2 separate regions of the Homo sapiens genome follow, and region 1 is linked to region 2. A link is a loop called in an ENCODE intact Hi-C map of the cell type or tissue named here. Cell type or tissue: K562. All regions are shown on one strand. Each heading gives the region's core, and the rest is flanking DNA. Links, peaks and the distances in the headings are about the cores only. Region 1 overlaps GIPC1 (GIPC PDZ domain containing family member 1). Region 2 overlaps ADGRL1 (adhesion G protein-coupled receptor L1).

What was found. Hi-C counts contacts between places; a loop is a spot of excess contacts. Peaks named below come from ENCODE experiments on the same cell type or tissue, not always from the same donor. Only the 100,000 strongest peaks of a DNase experiment are listed, where the experiment ranks them.
Region 1: a loop joins it to region 2, with 5 times the contacts of the local background. A loop is called at or near these places in 16 of 110 quality-filtered maps.

Annotation. Positions count from the first base shown.
Region 1 is chr19:14,483,323-14,494,550 of GRCh38, forward strand. GIPC1 (GIPC PDZ domain containing family member 1) reads right to left here. Exons shown (of 9, transcript NM_005716.4): 2 at 9,535-9,590; 3 at 8,334-8,421. It also overlaps the pseudogene SNRPGP15. Among named protein-coding and RNA genes, the nearest start is that of GIPC1, 7.2 kb to the right of the region's middle. In K562, for the core only: a CTCF peak has its summit at 3,257 (motif pointing left); a DNase peak (open chromatin) is centred at 3,209.
Region 2 is chr19:14,188,683-14,204,921 of GRCh38, forward strand. The region is part of intron 1 of ADGRL1 (adhesion G protein-coupled receptor L1); the gene reads right to left. Among named protein-coding and RNA genes, the nearest start is that of ADGRL1, 9.4 kb to the right of the region's middle. In K562, for the core only: CTCF peaks have their summits at 7,539 (motif pointing right), 9,858 and 11,723 (motif pointing right); DNase peaks (open chromatin) are centred at 7,529 and 11,713.

The DNA.
Region 1 (11,228 bases), core at 1-8,000, 290 kb after region 2:
GTGTGCACCTGTAATCCCAGCTACTTGGGAGGCTGAGGCACAAGAATAGCTTGAACTGGAGAGGTGGAGGTTGCGGTGACCCAAGATCGCACCACTGCACTCTAGCCTGGGTGACAGACTAAGGCTCCGTCTATAAATAAAATAAAATAAAATAAAAAGCTCACACCTGTAATCCCAGCACTGTGGGAGGCTGAGACGGGAGGATCACTTGAGGTCAGGAGTTCGAGATGCCTGACCAACATGTCGAAATCCCATCCCTACCAAAAACACAAAAAAATTAGCCAGGCATGGTGGCGCATGTCTGTAATCTCAGTGATTCAAGAGGGTGAGGCATAAGAATTGCTTGAACCCAGGAGGCAGAGGTTGCAGTGAGCCAAGATCACACCACTGCACTCCACCCTGGGCAAAAGAGCAAGACTCTGTCTCAATAATAATAATAATAATAATAATAATAATAATAATAATAATAATAATAATACCAGCTAGGATTATTGCTTTGTGACCTTCCTTGTGTGTTTCATTTGTTGTTGTGACAGGGTCTTGCTCTGTCACTTAGACTGGAGTGCAGTGGTATAATTAAAGCTCACTGCAGCCTTGATCTCCCAGGCTCAAGGGATCCTCACACCTCAGTCTCTCAAATAGCTGGGCCCATAGGCACATGCCATGAAGCTCAGCTAACCTTTATTTTATTTTTTTGAGATGGAGTCTCACTCTGTCCCCTAGGCTGGATTGCAACGGTGTGATCTTGACTCACTGCAACCTCTGCCTCTCAGGTTCAAGTGATTCTTGAAGAAGAGACCCTGACTCTTTTTTTTTTTTTTTTTTTGAGACTGAGTCTCACTCCGTTGCCCAGGCTGGAGTGCAGTGGTGCAATCTCAGCTCACTCACTGCAATCTCTTGCCTCCCGGGTACAAGCGATTCTCTTGTCTCAGCCTCCCAAGAAGCTGGGATTACATGTCTGTGCCACCACACCGGGGTAATTTCTACATTTTTGGTAGAGATGGGGTTTCACCAAGTTGGCCAGGCTGGTCTTGAACTCCTGACCTCAAGTGATCCGCCCACCTCAGCCTCCCAAAGCGCTGGGATTAAAAGCGTGAACCACTGTGCCTAATGCTCAGCTGACGTTTTAAAACTTTTTGCAGGCCGGGTGCGGTGGCTCATGCCTGTAATCCCAGCACTTTGGGAGGCTGAGGCGGGTGGATCACGAGGTCAGGAATTCAAGACCAGCCTGGCCAACATAGTGAAACCCTGTCTCTACCAAAAAAACACAAAAATTAGCCGGGTGTGGTGGCATGTGCCTGTAGTCTTAGCTACTCAGGAGGCTGAGGCAGGAGAATTGCCTGAAACCTGGGAGGCGGAGGTTGCAGTGAGCTGAGACCGTGCCATTGCCTGGGTGACAGAATGACACTCCATCTCAAAAACAGAAAACAAAAAACAAAAAACAAAAAACACTTTTTGCAGAGATGAGGGGTCTCAATATGTTGCCCAGAGTGATCTCAAACTCCTAGACTCAAGCAATCCTCCTGCCTCGGCCTCTCAAAAGTGCTGGGAGTACAGGAATGAGCCATAGTGCCCGCCTGTAATCCCAGCACTTTGGGAGGCTGAGGTGGGCAGATCACCTGAGGTCACGAGTTGGAGATCAGCCTGGCCAACATGGTGAGACCCCGTCTCTACTAAAAATACAAAAATTAGCTGGCCGTGGTGGCGGGCGTCTGTAATCCCAGCTACTCGAGAGGTTGAGACGAGAGAATCGCTTGAACCTGGGAGGCAGAGATTGCAGTGAGCTGAGATTGCACCACTGCACTCCAGCCTGGGCAACAGAGCAAGACTCAGTCTCAAAAAAAAATAATAAAAATAAATAAATAAAAGAGTCAGGGTCTCTTATTGCTCTGTCCCCAGGCTGGAGTGCAGTGGGGTGATCACGATAATGGCTCACTGCAGCTTTAACCTCCTGGGCTCAAGCCATCCTCCATTCTCAGCCTCCCAAGTGGCTAGAACTACAGGCATGTACCATCACACCCGACTATTTTTTTTTTAAATTTTATTGTAGGCCTGGTGCGATGGCTCACATCTGTAATCCCAGCACTTTGGGAGGCTGTGAGCAGAACACTTGAGGTCAGGAGTTCGAGACCAGCCTGGCCAACATGGTGAAACCACATCTCTACTAAAAGTACAAAACTTAGCTGGGCATGGTGGCAGACGCCTGTAGTACCAGCTACTGGGTAGGCTGAGGCAGGAGAATTGCTTGAACCCAGGAGACGAAGGTTGGCAGTGAGCAGAGATCGTGCCAATGCACTCACTCCAGCCTGGGTGACAGAGATAGACTCCGTCTCAAAAAATAAATAAATAAATAAATAAACAAATATATATATATATATATAGAGAGAGAGAGAGAGAGAGAGAGAGAGAGAGAGAGAGACAGAGAGAGGGAGAGAGAGAGAAAGGAGTTCTTTTTTTTCTTTTTTTGAGACAGAGTCTCACTATGTCACCCAGGCTGGAGTACAGTGGCGCGATCTCGGCTCACTGCAAGCTCCACCTCCAGGGTTCACGCCATTCTCCTGTCTCAGGCTCCGGAGTAGCTGGGACTACAAGTGCCCGCCACCATGCCCAGCTAATTTTTTGTATTTTTAGTAGAGACGAGGTTTCACCACGTTAGCAAGGATGGTCTCGATCTCCTGACTTCATGATCCGCCTGCCTCGGCCTCCCAAAGTGCTGGGATTACAGGCGTGAGCCACTGCGCCTGGCAAGGAGGTGATCTTTCTCTGTTGCCCAGGCTGGTCTGGAACTCCTGGCTTCAAGGAGCTTTTGGCCTCCCAAAGCTCTGGCATGACAGGTATGGGCCACCGTGCCCGGCCTGTGACCTTCCTTAACCCTCACACCACACTGTAACACAGGGATCACGTTATGCTACAATTATGCCCATTGAACAGATGAGAAAATGGAGGCTGAAAGCGACTACGCTTCTATTTTCCTCTCAGCCACAGTCACTAACACTGTGTGCAAAAAATTTCTGACTCTCCCCCTTTGGACCAAACAGGTGGATGGCACTTCCTGGCCTCCTTGTGACTGGGCAGATAAATGATTATTTCTGGCAAATAGGTTGTGAGAGGAAGTGGCACATGACATTTCTGGGCTGAGGCATTTAAGTGCTGGAGCCTCCAGAGATCTATCTTTCCCAGGCAGGGTGATGAGCCACATTTGATATGGTGGCGACTCTATGAGGCCGGGCCCTGAATGACTACGGTGAATGGTGCCCCCTGCTGAGCCGCAATGGAAGTGTAGCAGGAAGAAAAAGCAAATCTTTGCTGAATTCAGCCACTAAGACTTTTGGGGTTGTTTTCTACACCACATACATTTTTTTTCTGTTTCTTTCTTGCTTTCTTTCTTTCTTTTTTTTTTTTTTTTTGAGACAGAGTCTTGCTCTGTCACCCAAGCAGCAGTGCAGTGGTGCGATCTCAGCTCACTGCAACCTCCGCCTCCTGGGTTCAAGCGATTCACCTGCCTCAACCTCCCAAGTAGCTGTGACTACAGAAGACTCCTGACCTCAAGTGATCCACCCGCCTCAGCCTCTTGAAGTGCTGGGATTACAGGCATGAGCCACCGCGCCCGGCCCGCTTCTTTATTTCTCTCTTTCTCCATTCTCCCCTCCCTTCAAACAATTTTTTTTTTCTTTTTAGTACTTACTGTATTCTGTGCACCATTTTAGATACTGTCTTCAATAAAAAAAGCAAGATCCCTGACTAGGGCCACCATGTTCAGTTACACAAGTTGTGTACTGTGCAAAATTACTAGACCAAGGTGGCAAGTAGGACTGAAATTCGGTCTGTGCACTGCCTGCCAAGCTATATTTCTTGGTGTGGTGTCTGCCAGGAGGAAGAGATGCCTTTCTTTTTTTCTTTTTTTTCTTTCTTTCTTTTTTTTTTTTTGAGACAGAGTCTGTTCTGTGTTGCCCAGGCTGGAGTGCAGTGGTGCAATCTTGGCTCACTGCAAGCTCCGCCTCCCAGGTTCCAGCAATTCTCCTGCCTCAGCCTCCCAGGTAGCTGGGACTACAGGTGCACGCCACCATGCCCGGCTAATTTTTTTTGTGTTTTTAGTAGAGACGGAGTTTCACTACGTTGGCCAGGCTGGTCTCGAACTCCTGACCTCGTGATTCGCTCGCCTCAGCCTCCCAAAGTGCTGGGATTACAGGCATGAGTCACTGCACCCGGCCGAAGAGATGTCTTTCTAATTCACTCACAGATGCTATATAGGCTAGCTGGGGCTCTGCACATGACCTCCAGAAGTGGACAGTCCGGAAGAGGAAATGCACAGGGAGCAGGGAAATGTGTAAATGTCTAATATAAATTTTTTCCTTTATTTTCCTTTTTTTTTTTGACAGAGTCTTGCTGTGTTGCCAAGGCTGAGGTGCAGTGGTGCAATCAGAGCTCACTGCACCCTTGCCCTCCTGGGCTCAAGTGATCCTCCCGCCCCAGCCTCTTGAGTAGCTGGGACCACAGGTGCTTGCCACCATGCCCTGCTAATTTTTTTATTTTTATTTTTTAGAGACAGGGTCTTGCTATGTTGTCCCGGCTGGTCTCAAACTCCTGGGCTCAAGTAATCCTCCTGCCATGGACTCCTAACGAGCTGGGATTATAGGCATGAGCCACTGTGCCCAGCCTCATATAATTTTTAATAGTGATATGGAGACAAAGCAAGACAAGTTCTATAGACAAGATCAGTGAGGGCGTCTCTGAGCACGTGAAGCTGAACTTGAGACCTGAACCACAGGAGGAAGCATTCATGCAATGATTTGGGGCAAGAACGTCCCAAGTAGAGAGAACAGCCAGTAGAAAGGCCCTGAGCTGGGGCTGGGCATGGTGGCTCAAGCCTGTAATCCCAGCACTTTGGGAGGTTGAGGTTGACGGATCACATGAGGTCAGCAGTTTGAGACCAGCCTGGCCTACATGGCAAAACCCCATCTCTACTAAAAATACAATACACAGGTGGGCGTGGTGGTGCACACCTGTGATCCCAGCTACTCGGGAAGCTGAGGTGGGAGAATCACTTGAATGCAGGAGGCGGAGGTTGCAGTGAGCCGAGATCACACCACTGCACTCCAGCCTGGGTGACAAACCGAGACTCCATCTCAAAAAAACAAAGAAAAGCCCTAGCCAGGCGCGGTGGCTCATGCCTGTAATCCCAGCACTTTGGAAGGCCAAGGCAGGCGGATCATGAGGTCAGGAGTTTGAGGCCAGCCTGACCAACATGGTGAAACCCCGTCTCTACTAAAAATACAAAAATTAGCCAGGTATGGTGGTGCATGCAAACCTCATCTCTACTAAAAACACAAAAATTAGCTGGGCGTAGTGGTGCATGCTTGTAATCCCAGCTACTCCTGAGGCTGAGGTTGCAGTGAGCTGAGATCACGCCATTGCACTCCAGCCTGGGCGACAGAGCGAGACTCGGTCTAAACAAAAAAAAAAAAAAGAAAGAAAAGCCAAGCCCTGAACTGGGCATGCAATTGGCATGTTTGAGGAACAGTGAGGAGGCCTGGGGGGTTGGAACAGTGAGTGAAGGGGGGATAGTGAGAACATGAGGGCAGGGAGGTAACAGGTTGCTATGTTTTCCTGATTTTTTTTTTTTAATGGGGTCTCACTCTGTCGTCCAGGCTGCAGTGGAGTGATGTGATCACAGCTCACTACAGCCTCAAATTCCTGGGCTCAAGCAATCCTCCTGTCTCAACCTCCTGAATAGCTGAGACTACAGGTGTTCACAGCCATGCCCAGCTAATTTTTATTTTTTGTAGAGACGGGTCTCACTACGTTGCCCAGATTGGTCCTGAACTCCTGGGCTCAAGCAATCCTCCCGCCTTGGCCTTCCAAAGTGCTGGGATTATAGGCATGAGCTACCACACCCAGCCTGCTATGGTTTGGATAAGGTTTGCCCCATTGAAACTCATGCTCGAACAATCGATTGGCTAACGAGGTCGATGACGCCAGGCACAAGATGCTGGGCCTACCGCGGTAGCGTGAGGGAAGCCGTGCGTTCTGTTCCAAGGCATCTGTGAGCCCATGGAGTATACACCATGAGCAAAGCTCACCCTCCTGAGTTGAAAAAATTTACGGACAAGAAGTTTTCATTGAAATTAAATGGTGGCAGACATGTCCAAGGAATATTGCGGGGATTTGATCCCTTTATGAACCTTGTGATAGATGAATGTGTGGAGATGGCGACTAGTGGACAACAGAAAAATATTGGAATGGTGGAAATACGAGGAAATAGTATCATCATGTTAGAAGCCTTGGAATGAGTATAAATAATGGCTGTTCAGCAGAGAAACCCATGTCCTCTCTCCATAGGGCCTGTTTTACTATGATGTAAAAATTAGGTCATGTACATTTTCATATTAGACTTTTTGTTAAATAAACTTTTGTAATAGTCAAAAATGTTTTTTCAGATGTTCTGAATATACAATATTAGCTCTCATTCCAATTTTTTCTAACATGAATTTTCCTGGTTGACATTGATTTCAAAGGGTTTTATGTATTAAAGTGACAGAATCTTATTAAATGTGAAACATGGCAAGGAGAAAAAAAAAAAAAAAGAAACTCATGCTAAAATTTGATCCCCAAAGTGGTGGTGCGGTGTTGGGAGGTGGGGCCTAGTGGGAGGTGTCTGTGTTATGGGGCCAGATCTCTCCTGAATGGCTTGAAGTAGCTCTGGAAGCAATGAGTGCTTGCTCTCAAGAGCCCGGATTAGTTCTCCAGAACTTACAGTAGTTGGCCAGGTGCAGTGGCTCACACCTGTAATCCCTGCACTTTGGGAGGCCGAGGCGGGCGGATCACGAGGTCAGCAGTTCAAGACCAGCCTGGCCAACATGGTGAAACCCCGTCTCTACTAAAATTACAAAAAATTAGGCCAGGCACGGTGGTGGGCACCTGTAATCCCAGCTACTGGGGAGGCTGAGGCAGGAGAATTGCTTGAACCTGGGAGGTGGAGGTTGCGGTGAATCAAGACCGTGCCATTGCACTCCAGCCTGGGCAACAGAGAGAGACTCAGTCTCAAAAAGAAAAAAAAGAAAATACATTAGTTAGGCCAGGAACGGTGGTTCACGCCTGTAATCCCAGCACTTTGGGAGGCAGAGGCAGGCGGATCACCTGAGGTCGAGAGTTCGAGACTGGCCTGACCAACATGGAGAAACCCCATCTCTACTAAAAATACAAAATTAGCTGGGTGTAGTGGCACATGCCTGTAATCCCAGCTACTAGGGAGGCTGAGGCAGGAGAATCGCTTGAACCTGGGAGGCAGAGGTTGAGGTGAGCTGAGACAGTGCCATTGCACTCCAGCCTGGGCAATAAGAGCGAAATTCTGTCTCAAAAAGAAAAAAAAGGCCAGGTGTGGTGGCTCACGCCTGTAATCCCAGCACTTTGGGAGTCCAAGGCGGGTGGATCACGAGGTCAGGAGATCGAGACCATCCTGGCTAACACAGTGAAACCCCGTCTCTACTAAAAATACAAAAAAAATTAGCTGGGCGTGGTGGCACACACCTGTAGTCCCAGCTACTCGGGAGGCTGAGGCAGGAGAATGGCGTGAACTCGGGAGGCGGAGCTTGCAGTGAGCCGAGATCATGCCACTGCACTCTAGCCTGGGTGACAGAGCGAGACTCCATCTCAAAAAAAAAAAAAAAGAAAGAAAGAAAGAAAGAAAATACATTAGTTAGGCCGGGTGCAGGGACGGTGGCTCCCGCCTGTAATCCCAACACTTTGGGAGGCCGAGGCGGGTGGATCACCTGAGGTCAGGAGTTTGAGACCAGCCTGGCCAACATGGTGTGAGCCAAAGAAGGCTGGTGTGAGCCACTGCGCTCAGCCTATATTTTCTTATGTAAAAGGGACTTCCTGGTGCCTCCTATCCAATGGTCTCTTCCAGGGGGCCATGCTGGATTCAGCTTGGCCGCATCCAATCTTTTTTTTTTTTGAGATGAACTCTCACTCTGTCACCCAGGCTGGAGTGCAATGGCGCGATCTCGGCTCACTGCAACCTCCACCTCCCAGGTTCAAGCGATTCTCCTGCCTCAGCCTCCTGAGTAGCTGGGATTACAGGTGCGTGCCACCACACCTGGCTAATTTTTGTATTTTTAGTAGAGATGGGGTTTCTCCATGTTGACCAGGCTGGTCTGGAACTCCTGACCTCAGGTGATTCGCCCACCTTGGCCTCCCAGAGTGCTGGGATTAGAGGTGTGAGCCACTGCACCCAGCCTGCACCTAGTCTCATGTATCCATTTGTTCATGCATCCATTCGTCTGTCCCCTAACACACCCTCTCATCTCACCTGGTCCATCTCCATGATCACTTACCTAAACTAGTGTGGTTGCCTCCTGTGGGTTTCCCAGCTTCCACCCTCACCCCCTACGACTTCTTGTCCAGACAGCAGCCAGAATGGTCCTGTAAAACATAAGTCATGTCGCATTTGTCTCTGCTCTGACCCCTCCCCGGGCTCTGACCTCGCTGGAAAGAAAAATCAGTGTCGGCCGGGTGTGGTGGCTCTCGCCTGTAATCCTAACACTCCGGGAGGCCGAGGTGGGCATGAGCCACCACGCCCAGCCATATATTTTCAAAATTAGCCAGGCGTGGTGGCGGGCGCCTGCAGTCCCAGCTACTCGGAAGGCTGAGGCAGGAGAATGGCATGAACCCGGGAGGTGGAGTTTGCAGTGAGCCAAGATCGTGCCACTGCACTCCAGCCTGGGTGACAGAGTGAGGCTCCATCTCAAAAAAAAGAAAAAAGAAAAGACCCCTCATCATCCCTCCAATTCCGCCAGCTCTACGCACTGGGAGGCAGGAAACTAAAAACATGAATCTGGAACCTGGCTTCATCTCTTAATAGCTGTGTGACTTTGGGCAAGGGTCTTAACCTCTCTGAGCTCCAAGGAAATCATGCATGTGCTTGGAACAGTCCTGGCACACAATAAGGGTTGCATAAATATTGGTGACAATTACTGCTACTGCCATCTTTTGTTTTTTTTTTTGAGACGGAGTCTCGCTCTGTTGCCCAGGCTGGAGTGCAGTGGCACGATCTCAGCTCACTGCAAGCTCTGCTTCCCGGGTTCACGCCATTCTCCTGCCTCAGCCTCCCGAGTAGCTGGGACTACAGGTGCCCGCCACCATGCCCAGCTAATTGTTTGTATTTTTAGTAGAGACGCTGTTTCATCATGTTAGCCAGGATGGTCTCGATCCCCTGACCTCGTGATCCACCTGCCTCGGCCTCCCAAAGTGCTGGGATTATAGGCGTGAGCCACTGCACCCGGCCTTGCTACTGCCATCTGTACCAAGATTCAAGCTTCCTCCTTTTCCCAAGATCCCTACATCCTGACCACCAATTCCCAGCCTCCTTACTCTCTCTCTCTGCCCACCCCACTGCCCTGGTTCATGCCAGCTTCCGTGTCCCCACCCGTGAGGAGGCATTAACAGCAGTGAGGAAAGTGAGTGAGTAATGAATCTGCCTGCCACGGCCATAAGAGGCTTCGTGGCCTGGGTTCAAATCCCACCCCTGCCACTTACCAGCTGTGTGGCTGGGGGGCAAGTCACTTCACATCACAGGGCCTCAGTTTCTTCATCTGAAAAATGGGTGGAATTCCTGTCACTCTCAAGGTGGTTGTGGAAATCCAAAGAGATTACCCACGTATCCCATCTACACTCTGCCTCAGACTCCATTTAAGGACGCTGTTGTCATTACTATGGGTGTCTCCTCCTCTGCCCTGCCCTGCCCAGGAATATCCCAACCCTCTCTGCCTGCCAATACCTACTCCAGGCCCACTCCTCCATGAAGCCTCCCAGGCTTGCCCCAGCATGCTGGAACTGCCCCTGTGGTACAGATGGCTCAGGCCCATGAACTTAATTGCATGCTGCCCTGGCAGAACTCTTGTCTTCCAGCTTCAGGCTGTCATTTAACTTCATGTCTCTATTTTAAAACGTAAACCAGATGGCATCACTGCCCTGCCTGAAACTTTACAACAGTTTCCCACCTTCTGGAAGAAAAACTGCAATCTCCTTACTGTGACCCACAAACCCCTGCAGAATCGCTGCTCTGGGTTCATCTTCTGCTCCAACCATGTGATTCCAAACTTGGTCCAGCCTAAAGACCTTGGCCTTGCCCATCTCTCTCTCTTTTTTTTTTTTCGAGATGGAGTCTTGCTCTGTCACCCAGGTTGGAGTGCAGTGGCGCCATCTCAGCTCACTGCAACCTCCACCTCCTGGGTTCAAACGATTCTTCTGCCCTAGCCTCCTGAGTAGCTGGGATTACAGGCACGCACCACCACATCCGGCTAATTTTTGTATTTTTATTTTGTATTTGTTTATTTTTATTTATTTATTTATTTTTGAGACGGAGTTTCATTCTTGTTGCCCAGGTTGGAGTGCAATGGCGCGATCTTGGCTCACCGCAACCTCTGCCTACCGGGTTCAAGCGATTCTCTCCTGCCTCAGCCTCCCATGTAGCTGTGATTACAGGCATGTGCCACCACGCCCAGCTTATTTTATATTTTTAGTAGAGACAGGGTTTCTCCATGTTGGTCAGGCTGGTCTTGAACTCCTGACCTCAGGTGATCTGCCTGCCTCGGCCTCCCAAAGTGCTGGGATTACAGGCATAAGCCACCACGCCTGGCCTATTTTTATTTTTTTTTGAGATGGAGTCTCGCTCTGTAGCCCAGGCTGGAGTGCAGTGGCACGATCTCAGCTCACTGCAACCTCCGCCTCCCGGGTTCAAGCGATTCTCCTGCCTCAGCCTCCTGAGTAGCTGGGCTTACAGGCGTGCGCCACCACACCCAGCTAATTTTCATATTTTTAGGAGAGAGGGGGTTTCACCATGTTGATCAGGCTGGTCTCAAACTCCTGACCTCTTGACCCACCTGTCTCAGCCTCCCAAAGTGCTGGGATTACAGGGGTGAGCCATGCCCCTAGCCAATTTTTGTATTTTTAGTAGAGACAGGGTTTCCCCATGTTGGCCAGGCTGGTCTCAAACTCCTGACCTCAAGCAACCCACCCGCCTCGGCCTCCCAAAGTGCTGGGATTACAGGCGTGAGCCACCGCGCCCGGGCCCCCTTGCCTGATCTTTGCTGGGCTGGCACCCCTTGCCCACAACTACTCTCTACAGTACCACCCGCTCATATTTTATTCATAGCAGTTAGTGCCATCTGAAATTATCTTCTTTATTTACTTGCTAACTTGTTTGTTGGCTGCTTCCTTCCTTTCAGAGT
Region 2 (16,239 bases), core at 4,403-12,402:
CTCTAGTCCTGGGCCCTGGCCACTCCCCAAGTGCCCTCTGGCTCCTTTGCCTCCGACGTCCAGGCTCTCCTGGCAGCCAGAGGCACCACCTCCTTTTTTTTCTTTTTTTGAGACGGAGTCTCACTTTGTCACCGGGGCTGGAGTGCAGTGGCACAATCTTGGCTCACTGCAACTTCCACCTCCCGGGTTCAAGTGATTCTCCTGCCTCAGCCTCCTGAGTAGCTGGGATTATAGGCGCCCACCACCACGAGCAGACACGGGGTTTCACCATGTTGGCCAGGCTAGTCTGGAACTCCTGACCTCAAGTGATCCACCCGCCTCGGCCTCCCAACGTGTTGGGATTACAGGCATGAGCCATCGTGCCCAGCCTCCAAAACTTTTTTATCACCCCACATAGAAACTCCGTACCCACTAAACAATAATGCCCACTCCCCTTGTCGCCCAGCCCTGGTAACTTATAATCTACTTTCTGTCTCCATGGATTTACCTATTCTAGACATTTCATACAAATGGAGTCACAGGCTATGTGGCCTTTTTTTTTTTTTTTTTCCCAGTTAGATGGGGGTCTCACTCTGTTGCCCAGGCTGGAGTGCCGTGGCCCAATCTCGGCTCACTGTAACCTCCACCTCCCAGGCTCAAGTGATTCTCCCATCTCAGCCTCCTGAGTAGCTGGGACTATAGTCACATGACTCCTCTAAATGAACTCCTGGCTAACTTTTGTATTTTTTGTAGAGGCAGGATTTCGTCATGTTGCCTAGGCTGGCCTCAAACTCCTGGACTCAAGTGATCTGCCCATCTTGGCCTCGTAAAGTGCTGGGATTACGGCTGTGAGCCACCATTCCTGGCCTTATTTTGTGTCCAGCTTCTCTCACTCAGCGCCACGTTTCCAAGGCTCACCTACGTTCTAGCCTGGATCCGAGCTTCATTCCGTTTTATGGCTGCGTAGTATTCCACTGCATGGGTGGAGCACGTTTTCTTTATCCAGTCATCGGTAATGGACATGCGGGCTGTTGCACAGAAGGATCCTTTTTATTTTCTCCCTAGCTTTGCTGAGGCATCATTGACAAATAGAAATTACATCTATTTAAGGTTACATGATATTTTGATATCCATTATGTGTTGTGAAGTGATTACCACAACCAAGCTAACAACACATCCAACACCTCACCTAGACACCTTTCTGGTGTGTGTGGTGAGAACACTTGAGTCTAATTCCTCAGCAAGTTTCAAGAAAACAGTATGCTATAATAATTATTATTATTTTGAGACGGAGTCTCGCTCTGTCACCCATGCTGGAGTGCAGTGGCGCAATCTTGGCTCACTGCAACTTCTCCCTCCCAGTTCAAGCAATTCTCGTGCCTCAGCCTCCTAAGTGGCCGGGGCTACGGGTGGGCACCACCGTGCCTGGTTAATTTTTGTATTTTTAGTAGAGATGGAGTCTCATGTTGCCCAGGCTGGTCTCAAACTCTTGAGCTCAAGCAATCTGCCTGCCTCGGCCTCCCAAAGTGCTGCGATTATAGGTATGAGCCGCCACACCTGGCCTGCTATTATTAATTATAGTCACCATGCTGTACCTTAGGTCTCTGGAACTTTTTTCTTTTAGAGATGAGGTCTTGCTCTGTTGCCCAGGCTGGAGTGCAGTGGCACCATCAAAGCTCACTGTAGCCTCGAACTCCTGGGCTCAAGAGATCCTCCCACCTCAGCCTTCCGTGTAGCTGGAATTACAGGTGTGTGCCACCATGCTTGGCTGATTTTAAATTTTTTTGTGGAGACAGGGTCTTGCTATGTTGTTCAGGCTGGCCTTGCACTCCTGGCGTCAAGCGATGCTCCCGCCTTGGCCTCCCAAAGTGCTGGGATTACAGGCACAAGCCATTCTGCCTGGTTAAAACGTGTTTATCTGAAAGCTGAAAGCTTGTACCCTTTGACCTACATCCCCCGCCTTCCCCTGTGCCCTCACCACCATAACCACTGCTCTACTCTGCTTCTACGAGTTCAATTCTTTTTTAGATTCCACAGATAAGTGAGGTCATGCACTATTTGTCTTTCTGTGTCTGGCTTATTTCACTTAGCATAATGTCCTCCAGGTTCATCCATTCCAGAGGGGTGTTTTAAAAGACAATCTTGGCCGGGCGCAGTGGCTCACGCCTGTAATCCCAGCACTTTGGGAGGCCGAGGAGGGCAGATCACCTGAGGTCAGGAGTTCAAGACCAGCCTGGCCAACATGGTGAAACCCCATCTCTATTAAAAATACAAAAATTAGCCAGGTGTGATGGCGGGGACCTGTAATCTCAGCTACTCGGGAGGCTGAGGTAGGAGAATTGCTTGAACCTGGGAGGCAGAGGTTGCGGTGAGCCAAGATCACGCCACCGACTCTAGCCTGGCCGACAGAGCAAGACTCCGTCTCAAAACAAAAACAAAAACAAAAGACAATGTTGAGTGGTGGGTCTTCTGCTTTAACCCCTCCAACACCTCTGACTCCCGCCTTGTCTCCCTCCAGCCATGCGGGTTCCCACCCTCCAGCCTCAGCCTGTCCCCATCTGTGTCCCTCAGACTCAGAGGTGTCCTCCCCAGAGACGCAGACATGGGCCTCTGCCACCCTGTATTACAGTGCCCTGCAGTCACCGCCTGCCTGTGCATCCCTTGCCATGCTGTGACCTCTTGTGTCTCTGTTTTCTTCTTGGTAAAACGGGGATACCTCAGAGGGCAGCTGTGCAACAGGACAAATTCACACACGAGACACTCGGGATGCTCCTGGCACACAGACAGGGTGAAGCATCCCTTGTCCCCATTGTCACCTTCTCTATTAGCTCGGGCTGCCATAACAAAGTGCCATAGACTGCGCGGCTTACACAGCAGAAATTTACTTCCTCCTAGTTCTGGAGGCCAGAAGGCCAAGATCAAGGTGCCAGCGAATTCAGTTTCTGTGGAAATTCTCTTCCGCCTTCTCACTATATCCTCACAGGGCCTCTTCTCTAGACATGCATAAAGGGAGACAGATCCCTGCTGTCTCTCTCTTTTTTTTTTTTTTTCTGAGACAAGGTCTGGCTCTCTTGCTCAGGCTGGAGTGCAGTGGCACAATCCCGGCTCATTGCAGTCTCAACCTCCCAGGCTCATGGGATCCTCCCGCCTCAGCCTCCTGAGTAGCTGGGGCTACAGGTGCGTGCTCCTGTGCCCAGCTACTTTTTCGATTTTTTTTGTAGAGATGGGGTCTCGCTATGTCGCCCAGGCTGGTCTTGAGCTCCTGGCCTCAAGCGATCTTCCTGCCTTGGCCTCCCAAAGTGCTGGGATTACAGGCATGAGCCACAAGCGCCGGCCTCTCTCTTCTTATTGGGATACCAGTCCTCTGAGAGTAGGGGGCCCCACCCTTAAGATCTCATTTAACCTTAACTACCTCCCTCAAGGGCCTACCTCCAAATACACTCACGCTGGGAGTCAGGGCTTCAACCTCTGCATTTGGGAGGGAGGTGGGAAGATACAATTTAGTCCATAACCTCATCCATCCCATCCCTGCTCCATACTTTTACTTGACCACTCCTAGAGTTCCTTTATTTTATTTTATTTATTTATTTATTTTTTGAGACGGAGTTTCACTCTGTCGCTCAGGCTGGAGTGCAGTGGCGCGATCTCGGCTCACTGCAACCTCCACCTCCCAGGTTCAAGCAATTCTCCTGCCTCAGCCTCCTGAGTAGCTAGGATTACAGTCACACGCCACCACGCCTGCCTAATTTTTGTATTTTTAGTAGAGATGACGTTTTGCCATGTTGGTCAGGCTGGTCTTGAACTCCCAACCTCAGGTGATCCACCTGCCTTGGTCTCCCAAAGTGTTGGGATTACAGGCGTGAGCCACTGCTCCCGGCCTTTTCTTTGTTTTGTTTTGAGACGGAGTCTTGCTCTGTCGCCCAGGCTGGAATGCATTGGCGTGATCTTGGCTCACTGCAACCTCCGCCTCAAGTGATTCAAGAACCTCGAGTGATTCTCCTGCCTCAGCCTCCTGAGTAGCTGAGATTACAGTCACAGGCCACCACACCTGGCTAATTTTCGTATTTTTAGTAGAGACGGGGTTTCGCCATATTGGTCAGGCTGCTCTCGAACTCCCAACCTCAGATGATCCACGCGCCTCGGCCTCCCAAAGTGCTGAGATTACAGGCGTGAGCCACCGTGCCCAGCCTTCTAGATTTTCTTTCTACTCCCAGAAGAATGGAAACTCCTGAGGCTGGAACTTGGTTTCCCCGACTCCTGTCTCCTGGTTCCCTGAACACACAGTGGGTCCCCAAGCAAAAACTTACTGAAGACAGGGGAGTGACTAAGGACGGCAGTGAGGATAGCTGGAGATGGGGCGTCTGCCCTGTGACCTGGGGGACCACGCCTGACCCCCACAGGCAGGGTGCCATTGCCTTAGGGGTACAGACAGAGTTCCCCAGGAGCACGACGCCCTCTCCCCAGAGTGGCTCCCCTAGGAAGCTCCAGACACCCCCAGGAACCAGCCTCAGCTTGGCAGGTGGTGGGTGTCCCCCGGGAGACCCAGGCCTGACCATCCCTGAGGCCTCTGGAGGGGGAGGATTGAAATATGGCCCCCCGCCCCCACCGCCAAAAAAAAAAAAAAAAAAAAAACTCAGGCTGGGCACAGTGCACAGTGGCTCACACCTACAACCCCAGTACTTTGGGAGGCCAAGGTGGGAGGATCACTTGAGCCCTGGAGTTTGAGACCAGCCTGAGCAACATAGTGAGACCCCATCTCCACAAAAAACACAAAAATTAGCCGAGCACGGTGGCACGTGCCTATAGTCCCAGCTACTGGGAAGGCTGAAGGGGGAGGGTTGCTTGAGCCCAGGAGGTTGAGGCTGCAGTGAGCTCTGATTGCACCATTGCATTCTAGCCTGGGCAAGAGAGTGGGACCCCATGTCAAAAATACAAAAGATATGTTGAAGTCCCAACTCCTGATAACTCAAATGTGACTGTGTTGGGAACATCTGGAGTCCTTACAGAGATAATCAAGTTAAAATGAGGTCATTAGTGTGGGTCCTAATCCAACAACTGACGCCCTTATACAAAGGAGAAACCTGGACACAGACATGCACAGAAGACCATGTGACCATGAAGGCAGAGATCAGAGTGATGCTTCTAGAAGCCAGGGAAGATTGCCAGTTAATGACCAAAAGAAGCCAGGAGACAGGCCTGCAACGGATTCTGCCTGAAGGCTCCCAGAAGGAACCAACCCTGACAACACCTTGATCTTGGACTTCCAACCTCCAGAGCTGGGAGGCGACACAATTCTGTTGTTGGCTGCAGTGGCTCACGCCTGTAATCCCAGCACTTTGGGAGGCCAAGGCGGGAGAATTGCTTGAGCCCAGGAGTTTGAGACCAGCCTGGGCAACACAGTGAGACCCCAGCTCTACAAACAAATATAAAAAAGTAGCTGGGCATGATGGGATGCACCTGTAGTCCCAGCTGCTCGGGAGGCTGAGGCTGCAGTGACCTGTGATCGCACCAGTACACTTCAGCCTGGGCAATAGAGCAAGACCTCATCTCTGAAACATAAACAAAAAAACCAATAAAGTCTCTGTTGCTAAAGCTGTCCCGTCTGTGGTAATTTGTTGTGGGAGCCTAGGAAATTCATATAGGGAGTCAGGACACAAAGAGAGTGAGGAGGGAGGCAGAGATGGGGGCAAGGGCCTGAGCCACAGAACTTTAAAGAAACCATTTACAGGAAACAGCAAACGACAGGGTGAGCATCTAGCTGGGCTCTCCAGCAAGGAACCACCTGAGATGCCTGGGACAGTGACGGACAGCTCCAAGTGCCAGCCCGAGCAGCTTCCACGTGTAACTCATGTAATCCTAATAACCATTTAGGAAGGAGAGATGCTTGTACCCACAGTTTACAGAGGAGGAAAGTGAGGTCCTGTCATTGAAGAGATATACCCAGGGACACTCAACTGGTAAGGGGGCTTGAACCCAGGGAGGGCTGGCTCCCCAGGTTGGGCTTGGTGAGCTGTGGGGGGATCCTGGGGGGCCAGAAGAGCCCCCACCCCCGGGCCCACACTGTATTTGAGTGTCTATGCAACCTCAGAGCTGGTCACGCCTGGACGTTCTACACCTGGGAAGCCAGGTGAGCCCACACCTGTGTCCGTCCCCACCTTGCACCTCAGTAGTCTCTGGTCACCTTATTTGTCTTTCTTTTTTCTTTCCTTCTTTCTTCTCTTTTTTTTTTTTTTCCTTTGAGACAGCAGGATCTTGCTGTGTCGCCCAGGCTGGAGTGCAATGGTGCACTCTCAGCTCACTGCAGCCTCATCCTCCCAGGCTCAAGTGATCCTCCCAGCTCAGCCTCCCGAGTAGCTGGGACTACAGGCACACAAAACCATGCCCGGCTAATTTTTGTGTTTTTTGTAGAGATGAGGTTTCACCATGTTGCCCAGGCTGGTCTTGAATTCCTGGGCTCAAGCGATCCTCCCGCCTCAGCCTCCCAAAGTGCTGGGATTACAGGTGTACCCAGGAATCCATTGCACCCAGCCATAGGCGACCCTATCTCACCCATGGGAAACGGGGCTGCACACCTGCCTGTATGTTCGCATCTAAGCCCTGCGTCTGTCTCAAGTCAAGGGTCGGTGCGGCAGGGTGGGCCACTGAGGCCCAGACTCTGTCCTCGGGTGCCCTGTGATGGGGATGGGGAGAGCAACAGGAGGAGAAGCGGCTGCTGGGGGAGAGGGGGCGCCTCTAGCCTGCCCTAGCCTGCAGTTGCCATGGCAACCCTCTGCGTGCTCGAGTGGGTGGGAGTCTGAGTGCCTTGGGTGGGGGGTGGGGGAACCAAGGTGGGGATCTGGGATCTGGGCCCCCTTCATGGTCTCCTCCCTTCCTGGCAGCAGCCGGCCCCTCCACACACAGCCCTCTGGCTGCATCTCCTGCCTCCTGCCCACTCCCCAAACCCAGCCGCCCATGAGCCCGCCTCCTTCAGGAAGCCCTCAGGCATCCGGCAGGTCCATAAGGAAGCCGCAGGCCCTGGGGTGACTATGAAGGATCAGCTGAGAGTTGAAGCCCCTGAATTTCAATCTGCTGTGTAGCTTCAGAGCAAGCACTTGGCCTCTCTGAACCTATTTCCCCATTGCTGCTCAGGGACTAACAGACCTACCTCGCAGAGACAGAGCACGTGCCCAGAGAGGGCCCAGGTACATGATCCTCGGGCAGGGCAGGGTTCTCACAGCATCTCCAGTCCCTGCCCCATCCTCCAGCTCAGTGGATGGCAGCCCAGTCCCTCCAGGGGCTCAGGAACCGGACAGTCATCCTGGATCCCTCTCCCCTCACATCACATCCAGCCCCGTCAGGTCCTGTGGCTACTCCTTCAGAGTCCACTCACCTCTCGCCACTCCTCAGCTTCTCTGGTCCAGCCCCATCATCTCCTGGCTGGACCCCACTTCCCCACCTCACTGTCTACACCTCGTCTCCCTATCTATCTGCCACCCCTGTCCCATCCAATCTCTACCTCGAGGCGAGAACAATCTTTGCAAAATGAAACTGTCTACAGTATGTTTCCCCCAGGGCCACCAGAGGGCGCGTGTGAGCATCTAAGTCAGCCGCTTCCCTCCTCTGCTCAGAACCCTCCGTGGCTCCCACCTCACTCGACCAAAAGCCAAAGTCTGTATCATACAAAGGCTCTGCACTGGGCCGGATGTGGCGGCGCACACCTGTAATCCCAGCACTTCAGGAGGCTGAAGAGGGCTGATTGCTTGGGCTCAGAAGTTCCAGACCAGCCTGGGGAACATAGTGAAACCTTGTCTCTGCCAAAAATACAAAAAGTTAGCCAGGCATAGTGGCACACGCCTGTGATCCCAGCTCCTCGGGAGGCTTAGGTGGGAGGATCTCTTGAGCCCGGGTGGTGGAGGTTGCAGTGAGCTGAGATTATGCCACTGCACTCTAGCTTGGGCAACAGAGCAAGACCCCATCTCAAAAACAAAAAACAAACAAGCCCTGTACAATGTGAAACACCAGGCACTGTTCTGCCTTAGGGCCTCTTCACGGGCTGTTTCTCTCTTCCCCAGATCCCCTCACAGCTCCTCCTGCATCTTCCTTTTGGTCTTTCCTCAAACATCACTAGTTCAGCAAGGTCCTGCTGGCCCCCACACTCCTACACCATGTCCTGACTTGATTTCTCCATACCTATCACCAGCACGCCATGCATTTTATTTGCTTATGAACTCTCTGCTACTAGATGCTGGCTCTGCAGGGTGGGGTTTGCATACTACACTCAGCACAGCGCCTGGCACAAGCAGGAAGCTGAAATATAATTGTTCAACGAAGAACCTTTTAAAGGTCACCCTGGAGCTGGGCACAGTGGCTCATGCCTGTAATCCTAGCACTTTGGGAGACCAATGCAGAATTGCTTGTGTCCAGGAGTTTGAGACCAGCCTGGGCAACACAGTGAGATCCTGTCTCTACAAAAATTTAAAAATTAGCCAGGCATGGTGGCACACACCTGTGGTCCTGGCTACTCGGGAGGCTGAGGCAGCAGGGTCATTCAAGCCCAAAAAGTCAAGGCTGCAGTGAGCTATGATCATGCCACTGCACTCCAGCCTGGGTGACAAAACAAGACTCCGTCTCTAAATAAAATAAAATAAAGGTCACCCCGGCCACCAAGCAGCACTGGACTGCAGAGGGGTAGGGGTCGTTCAAAAAATTCCCTGCCCCCGCCCCCAACACCTTCTCCCTCATCTCCCCATCTATCTGCCACCCCGTCCCATCCAGTCTCTACCCTGAGGTCAGAACGATCTTTGCAAAATGGAAATCCAATTACACCCCTCCCTGCCTACAACCCTCCATGGCTCCCTATTGCCTGTGATGCTCTAACATGGCATCTCAGGCCCTGCTGTCCTGCCACCTTCCCATCACTTCTACTCAGCGTCTGTCTCTCTCTCACACACAGTTCCTTATTCTGCTCTCCCTCCAAAGGGCTCTGCCCAGAGGACAGCATTCGTATCTCTCATATCCACTCTCACAGCACACAGGGTCTCTGTGTTTTGCTCCCCTAACTGGACTTGGGCTCAGCTGTTAAATGTCTGTCTTCCCCACCATCGAGGGACTCTGACGGGAAAGTACCATTGTGGGTTGGGCTGGCTCTTGTTGCATACCCAACCCTGGGCAAGGAGTGGATGCTTATTCATTTGTTTAATGAATGAAGATGAAATAGACCCAAAAAGCAGATCATCTATTCAGTGGATGTTTACCGAGTTCCCAACTGGTCACAAGTGCAATGGAGGAAGGTGTGCTTGACAGGGGGTATACATGTAGGTGCAACTGTAGACAGGGTGGCCAGGAAATGCCTCCCCTAAAAAGTGACATTTCGGCAGAGGTCTTGAGGAGGTGAGCCATCTAGGTACCTGTGCAAAGAGCATTCTGGGCAGAGGAAACAGCACGTGCAAAGGTCCTGGGGTAGGAATGTGCTGAGATGTGGCTGGGGCCCTGCAAGCAAGGGGAAGAGTGGAAGGAGGTGAGGGCGGCTGGGGAGGGGGGTCACAGAGGCCATACAGGGCCTTGTGGACCTCAGGGAGGACTTTGGCTTTCTAGAGAGGTGGGAGCCATCGGGAATCCTGAACAGAGGGATGGGATCTGGCTCGGGTGTTCACAGGTGTCCTCTGGCCGCAGAGGTGGAGATCAGACTGTGTGTGGGGAGGGTTGCTGGGAGTGGAGGGTACTCTCTACCCCACCTGTCCCTTGCCTTTTGTCCACAGGGCTGTCAAAGCCAGAAACCTGAAGCTTCCACCAAGCACTGGCTGCTTCTGGCCCCCACCTTGCTGGTTGCCTCCTGGCCTCCCTTCTGGCCTCCTGGCCTCCCTTCCTGCCAACTATGGCTCTCTCCCACGTAGCAGCTAGAGGGAGCTCATGCTAAACATTCTCACCCTGCCATCTGGATCCTGACGCAAACCCCCTACCTCTACCCCCACCCCTGCCACAGGCCCTGGCAGCCCCACAGTCACAAGTCCAGCCAGCAGCCTCCAGCTTCTCTCCACATGCAGTTGTGAAACATTTCTCCTTCCTCCCCTTTGAGCCACCATCTTCTGTCTGACCTCAGGGCAGCCCCTCTCTCTCACAGATGCTCCTTCCCCTCCACCATACCCCTCCTCCCCCTCCAGGTTGCAGCTGGGAAGCCCCCTCCTCCGGGAAGCCTTCCCTGACTTGCAACTCTGTTGCGCTCACCATCATGGCACGTCCACACCACAGTGGCCTGTGGTCTGTTTCCACTCCAAAGTGTTCACTGTCCAGCCCCAACCTTTGCACTCTGAGCTCAGCAGAGCAGAGCTGAAAAGAGTTCTAGAAGCTAGGGCCCGAGCAGAGGGCACAGAGGCGGGATCCCCCTGCCTCATCAGATGCTGGCAGGTAAGGGGCAGGGTAAGACCAGGAGACAGGGGCATGGTGCCTAGCAGGGCAGGAGAGAAGAGGCCTCCGGCATAGCGCCCTTAAGTTGCAGGTTCAAATCCAGGCTGTGCGCCGTCATGTCAGCACGACAGGACACCCACGTCACTCCTCTCAATTCTGTCTCTCCACGGGGGAGCTGGGGAACGAGAGCCTCCCAGGGTGGCTGTGGGGGTTAGAAATAATTTTCGGCAATTCCACACATCTTTTTTGGAGCATCTTCTATGTGCCAGACACTGAGGGGCTGGGTACAAAAAAGTCGATTCTATAGCGTACCAGTGTTGTGAAAGAAGATAAAGCCAGGAAAAGTGGCTATGAGTGTGTGTGGGTTTGGGAGTGTGTGTGTTTTTTTTTTTAATCGTATTTTTAGAGACAGGGTCTTACTCTGTTGCCCAGGTTGGAGTGCAGTGGTGGGATCATAGCTCACCACAGCCTCTGAGCTCAAGGGATCCTCCTGCCTCAGCCTCCCAAGTAGCTGGGACCACAGGGCGTGTGCCACCGTGCCCAGCTAATTTTTAATTTTTTTGTAGAAATGGGGGCCTCGTTATGTTTCCCAGGCTGGTCTCAAACTCAAGCGATCCTCCCGCCTCATCCTCCCAAAGTGCTGGGATTACAGGCACGAGCTACTGTGCCCGGCTGTTGCAATTTTATTTTATTTTATTTATTTATTTGAGACAGAGTCTTGCTCTGTCATCCAGGCTGGAGTGCAATGGCGTGATCTTGGCTCACTGCAACCTCTGCCTCCCAGGTTCAAGCGATTCTCCTGACTCAGACTCCTGATTAGCTGGGACTACAGGCACTCACCACCACACCCAGCTAATTTTTGTATTTTTAGTAGAGACAGGGTTTCACCATGTTGGTCAGGCTGGTCTCGATCTCCTGATCTCAGGTGATCCACCCACCTCGGCCTTCCAAAGTGCTGGGATTACAGGCATGAGCCACTGTGCCCGGCTGTTGCAATTTTCAACAGGATGATCAGGAAAGGCCATCTCCCCTGGAGAAGATGACATTTCAGCAAACCCCTGTGAATTTGAGAGAGGAGCACGCAGGTGTTCAGTTCAGGAGAGTTAGAAGAGCATCCTGGGCAGGGTCACAGCCCGTGCAAAGGCCCTGGGGCTGGACCGTGCCTATATGTTTGAATAACGGTGGCAGCTGCATCGAGGAAGCGGGTTGTGAGCTGGTGAGGAGAGTGGGAGGAGGTGAGAGCAGGGAGGTGCCGGGAACAGACTGTGCAGGACTCGCCTTGTACTTTAAACACACAACTGCTCCCCAAATGGGGCCGCCCCTCTGCCCAGCCTTCACTCCCAGAAGCCACTAGGGGGCGTTCTGGGGCAGGGTCGGCCAACCATGGTCAGGCCCCCGCCTGCCTTTGTACAGCTGGTGAGCTAAGAATGGTGTTTACATTTTTAAAGGACTGAAGAGAAGAAGAGAAAAGAGAACAGGCCACAGAACCCGTCTGCGGCCCGCAAAGCTTGCAGGATTTACCATCGGGCTTTCTACAGAAAAGTCAGCCAACCTCTACTCTATTTTATTTACGTATATATTTTTTTGAGACAGGGTCTTGCTCTGTTGCCCAGGCTGGAATGCAGTGGCGCGATCACAGCTCACTGCAGCCTTGACCTCCCAGCTCAAGTGATCCTCCTGCCTCAGCCTCCCGGGTAGCTGGGACGACAGGCGTGCGGCACCATGCCCAACTAATTTTTAAATTTTGTATTCTGTAAAGAAGGGGGTCTCGCTTTGTCGCCCAGGCTGGTCTTGAACTCCTGGACTCAAGTGATCCTCCTGCCTCAGCCTCCCAAAGTGCTGGGATTACAGGCGTGGGCCACTTTTTCCCACTGGCAACCTCTACTCTACAGCCATCACTGCCAACCCAGGACAATTCTGCCCCTGATCCCAGTATGTTTAGCAATGTCTGGAGACTTTCTGAGGTGTTACGACTGTGGGGCTGGAGGTGTCACTGACATCCATCGGGAAGAGGCTAGGGTGGCCTCTGAGCATCCTATAGTACAGAGGACAGCCTCCCACAGAGAATGATGCAGTGCCGAAGTCAGGAGTAATGGAAATCGTCTAGGAAATCCTGTCTGGGAAAGCCAGCCCCGGACCCCTCACCTCCTCAAGGGATAAGAAGGAGAATCCATCTGGCTTCCTGACCTGATCATTTGTGACCTGCAGGGTATTTTTAGCCTCTGAGGGAGGGGCACTGGCTATTCTGAGTTTTTTTGTTTTTTTTTTTTGGCGGGGTGGGGGGGGGCAAGGTTATTTTTGGCCTGGGCATCTATTTATTGAATTTTTATCTCCCCCCAAATTTTGGAACAGGAGACAGTGAAGGCAGGGGCATTTTTTTTTTTTTTTAAGAGTCAGGATCCTGCTTCGTCGCCCAGGCTGGAGTGCACTTGTGCAATCATAGCTCACTGCAGCCTCAAACCTCTGGGCTCAAGCCATCCTCCCACCTCAGCCTCCTGAGCAGCTGAGACTACAGGTACATATTCACGATGCCCAACTATTAAAAAAAAAATTTTAGAAACGAGTCTTGCTATGTTGCCCAGGCTGATCTCAAATTCTTGTCCTCAAGCAATCCTCCCACCTCGGCTTCCCAACATTCTGGGTTTACAGGTGTGAGTCACCACACCTGGGTCAGGTAAGACTTCTTGAACGCACACTGTGGGCCAGTGATGACTGTTGACACCTGGGATTCCCAAAGCAAAGCAAATCACAACATCCTCGCGCGCTTGGATCCTCCTCACAGACACAGACAGTAAACAAACAAGCGCAGAACATCAGGAAATTACAGACTATGTGAAAAGCCGTCCGCTGTACTGAACATCAGGAGGGGTGTGGGAAGCTGAGACTTTGCAGAAGGTGCCTGGGAGTAAACGTTACTGGGGAGGTGATATTTCAAGAGGGTGGGGGAGAAAAAGCCTCGAAAATATCTGGGGAAGGGTCCTCCGTGGCAGAACAGCCAGTGCAAACGCCCCGGGGTAGGATCACACTTAGCACACTGGACGAGCAACGAGGAGGGAGGAGATGGCCCAGAAAGACCATGAAGGGCCAGACCCCAGGACAGTCCAAGCCTGTGGGCTACTGCAGTCAGAGTTTGGGGCTACCCTCGAAAAGAAGACACACATGCCTTCTCCCCAACTCACATGACAGGAGAGTTTTGCTTTTTTGTTTTGGGTTTTTTTTTTTTATTGAGAATGAGTCTCGCTCTGTCGCCCACGCTGGAGTGCAGTGGCACAATCTCGGCTCGCTGCAACCTCCGCCTCCTGGATTCAAGCAATCCTCCCGCCTCAGCCTCCCTGGTAGCTGGGACTACAGGTGCACACCACCACGCCTGGCTAATTTCTGTACTTGTAGTAGAGATGGGGTTTCACCATGTTGGCCAGGCTGGTCTCGAGCCCCTGACCTCAGGTGATCCACCCGCCTCAGCCTCCCAAAGTGCTGGGATTACAGGTATGAGCCACCACGCCCAGCTGATAGGAGAGCTTTGATGGAAACCCCATATGTGTTGCTAGAGTGTGAGCTCCATGAGGACAGGACATGGCCACCACCCCCCATGGCGCCCCCTGCATGGTGCTGGGTGGGGAGGCAAGTGTGTGCAGATTGCATGACAAGGTGCACCCAGCCTTGCTCCAAGAAGTCCTGAGCACACAACTGCAGGTGCACAAAAGATGCAGACAGCCCCATGTGTGCACACAGACAGCTACTCCTTCTTGCAGCCCTGCCTCCCCCAGCATGACCACCCCCTCTGCAAAACACAAACACCAGCACAGGAGGGACCTTTATGAACACCGGATGAGTCTGATGGTCACGTGGCCACATGCACCCTTGGCTAGATCACCATCCAGGCCACACAGGCAGAGGACACCTATGCACAGGTGCAGACAGACAGACAGACATCTGGATTCTGGGGACACCGGGACCCCCTCCATGTTTCTACTTGGCCTCCCACCTCACTCCAGGACCCGTCTCTCCCCTTCCATCAGGGTGCCCAATAGCAACCACTTTGCCCCAAACCCAGCCTGGGAGGAGCTGTCTGTCTTGCCACGGCACCTTCAGGGTCACTGGGGTCAGGGTTTCAGACCCAGGGAACCCCCGCCTCAGGAGCCCCTCCCCCTGCCTCCCCACAGAGGGGCTGGAGGAGGGGAAGTGTCTGGCATCTGGAAATCAGATCCGTGAGAGGAACCCACACAGAAACGAGAGCCTTGTGTGTCCTTGGCCACATGTCTCGCCAGGGAGAAAGGAGGGGGTGGAGGGCAAAGACGATGCTCTGGCGGGGATGGCAGTGCTCCCACTCCTCCCGTTCCTCTTGAGGGGCACCCACTGCCACCCTCCCCACCGAGATGCCTGCGCTGGGGCTGAAGCAACACATGCTCTGCCACCAGCCTGGCAGGGTAGGGAGGACGCAGACGCCCCGAGATGCAAGCGTCACACAGCCTCACATGCAGGTGGAGAGGCCACCCGCCAGGAGCCCAAACTGCTGGATGCAAACACACTCCCGTGCAGCTGAGGCGCCTGTAGGCTCCTCCCCAACGTGCCCACAGGGTCCTCCAAGGCCCCCCAGGAGAAAGGGCTCCCCTGGGCAGGCTGGGAATAGAAGCTGGGCTTCGAGTCCCCCCCTTCCACCCCCTCCCTGCAGGCTCCACAGCCCAGGTGTGCTGGTCCCCAGCTCCCCATCCTCCCCAAGCCTGGGCGCCAGCTACACCCCCAAGAGCAGGAATCAGCGTGGGTGATCACGGGGTACGCAAGCGCCCAGAAGTGGGGATTGAGATGGGCGCCCCTTGGAGAGAAAGAGGGCCTGCAGGGGTGTCCCAGAGCAGATGCCACACACACATGGGGTGGACCGAGCGGGGCCATGAGGGAGGTCACCAAGCTGGGTAGGAAGATGGTGGCAAGACCAGCAGGAGGGCCGGGACCCACATGTGAGCGCACACGTATGTCGCACACGTATGTGGCTCCGTGCACGGGTGCGATCGCTGCCAGCCATGGAATTAGTTCCCTTTTCCGAATTCCAGATGATTTTTCATCTCTGTAATTAATGGGCAAGTCAGTTCTGAACGGCATGGCAGACAAATTGCTAGTTAGGAAAATCACGGATAATTTTCTCGATATGATAATGAAGGTTGTAATCCTTCTCTTATTCTCCCTGTTTTCATCCTACTTTTAAGTAATAAATTTGGCATTAGTGGGAGGGGAGCAGGGAGGAAGGAGAAGTCACCTGCCCCCCAAAGCTGGGGCCTGACAGGGACCCACGCAGAGTCCCCTGCCGGGGGCAGACAGGAGAAGAGAATGAGGGGTGTGGACCCTCCGTGGGGTTGATCAATTCAGGGGGCCAGGCCCTGGAGAGCAGGTGGAGGGCACGGAGCTTTCAGGCTGTGAGCCAGGGTGAAGGAGTGGGGTCTGGGGTCAGGTTAGACTCATGCCAGCCCTTGGGGTGTTGGAGAGAGAAGCAGAAACCAATGGTCTGTCCCCAAACAGCATGGAGGTCAACGGCCCGGAATAGACATTCACCCTCAGGTGTGCCCCACTGGATCCGACCTCCTCTAAGCAGTGACTCCCTACCAGGATAAGGGAGCCGGGCAAGCAGAGAGGGGAAGAGAGAAAGACAGAGAGAGATAGAGAAAGACAGAGAGAGTGAGAGAGAGAGAGAGAGAGAGAGAGAGACAGACAGAGAGAGAGAGAGCGCGCGAGCCAGCCATCTTGGCAGCCATTTTGAACCCCTCCCCCTCCTGCCCCCAGGCACACATGTTGGGAAGTGGGATGTGGGAAGACAGACCCCAGCTCTGAGTCCGGTGGAAGCCAGGCGGAAGGGGGGGCCCTGCCTGGAACTGGGATACAGAAACA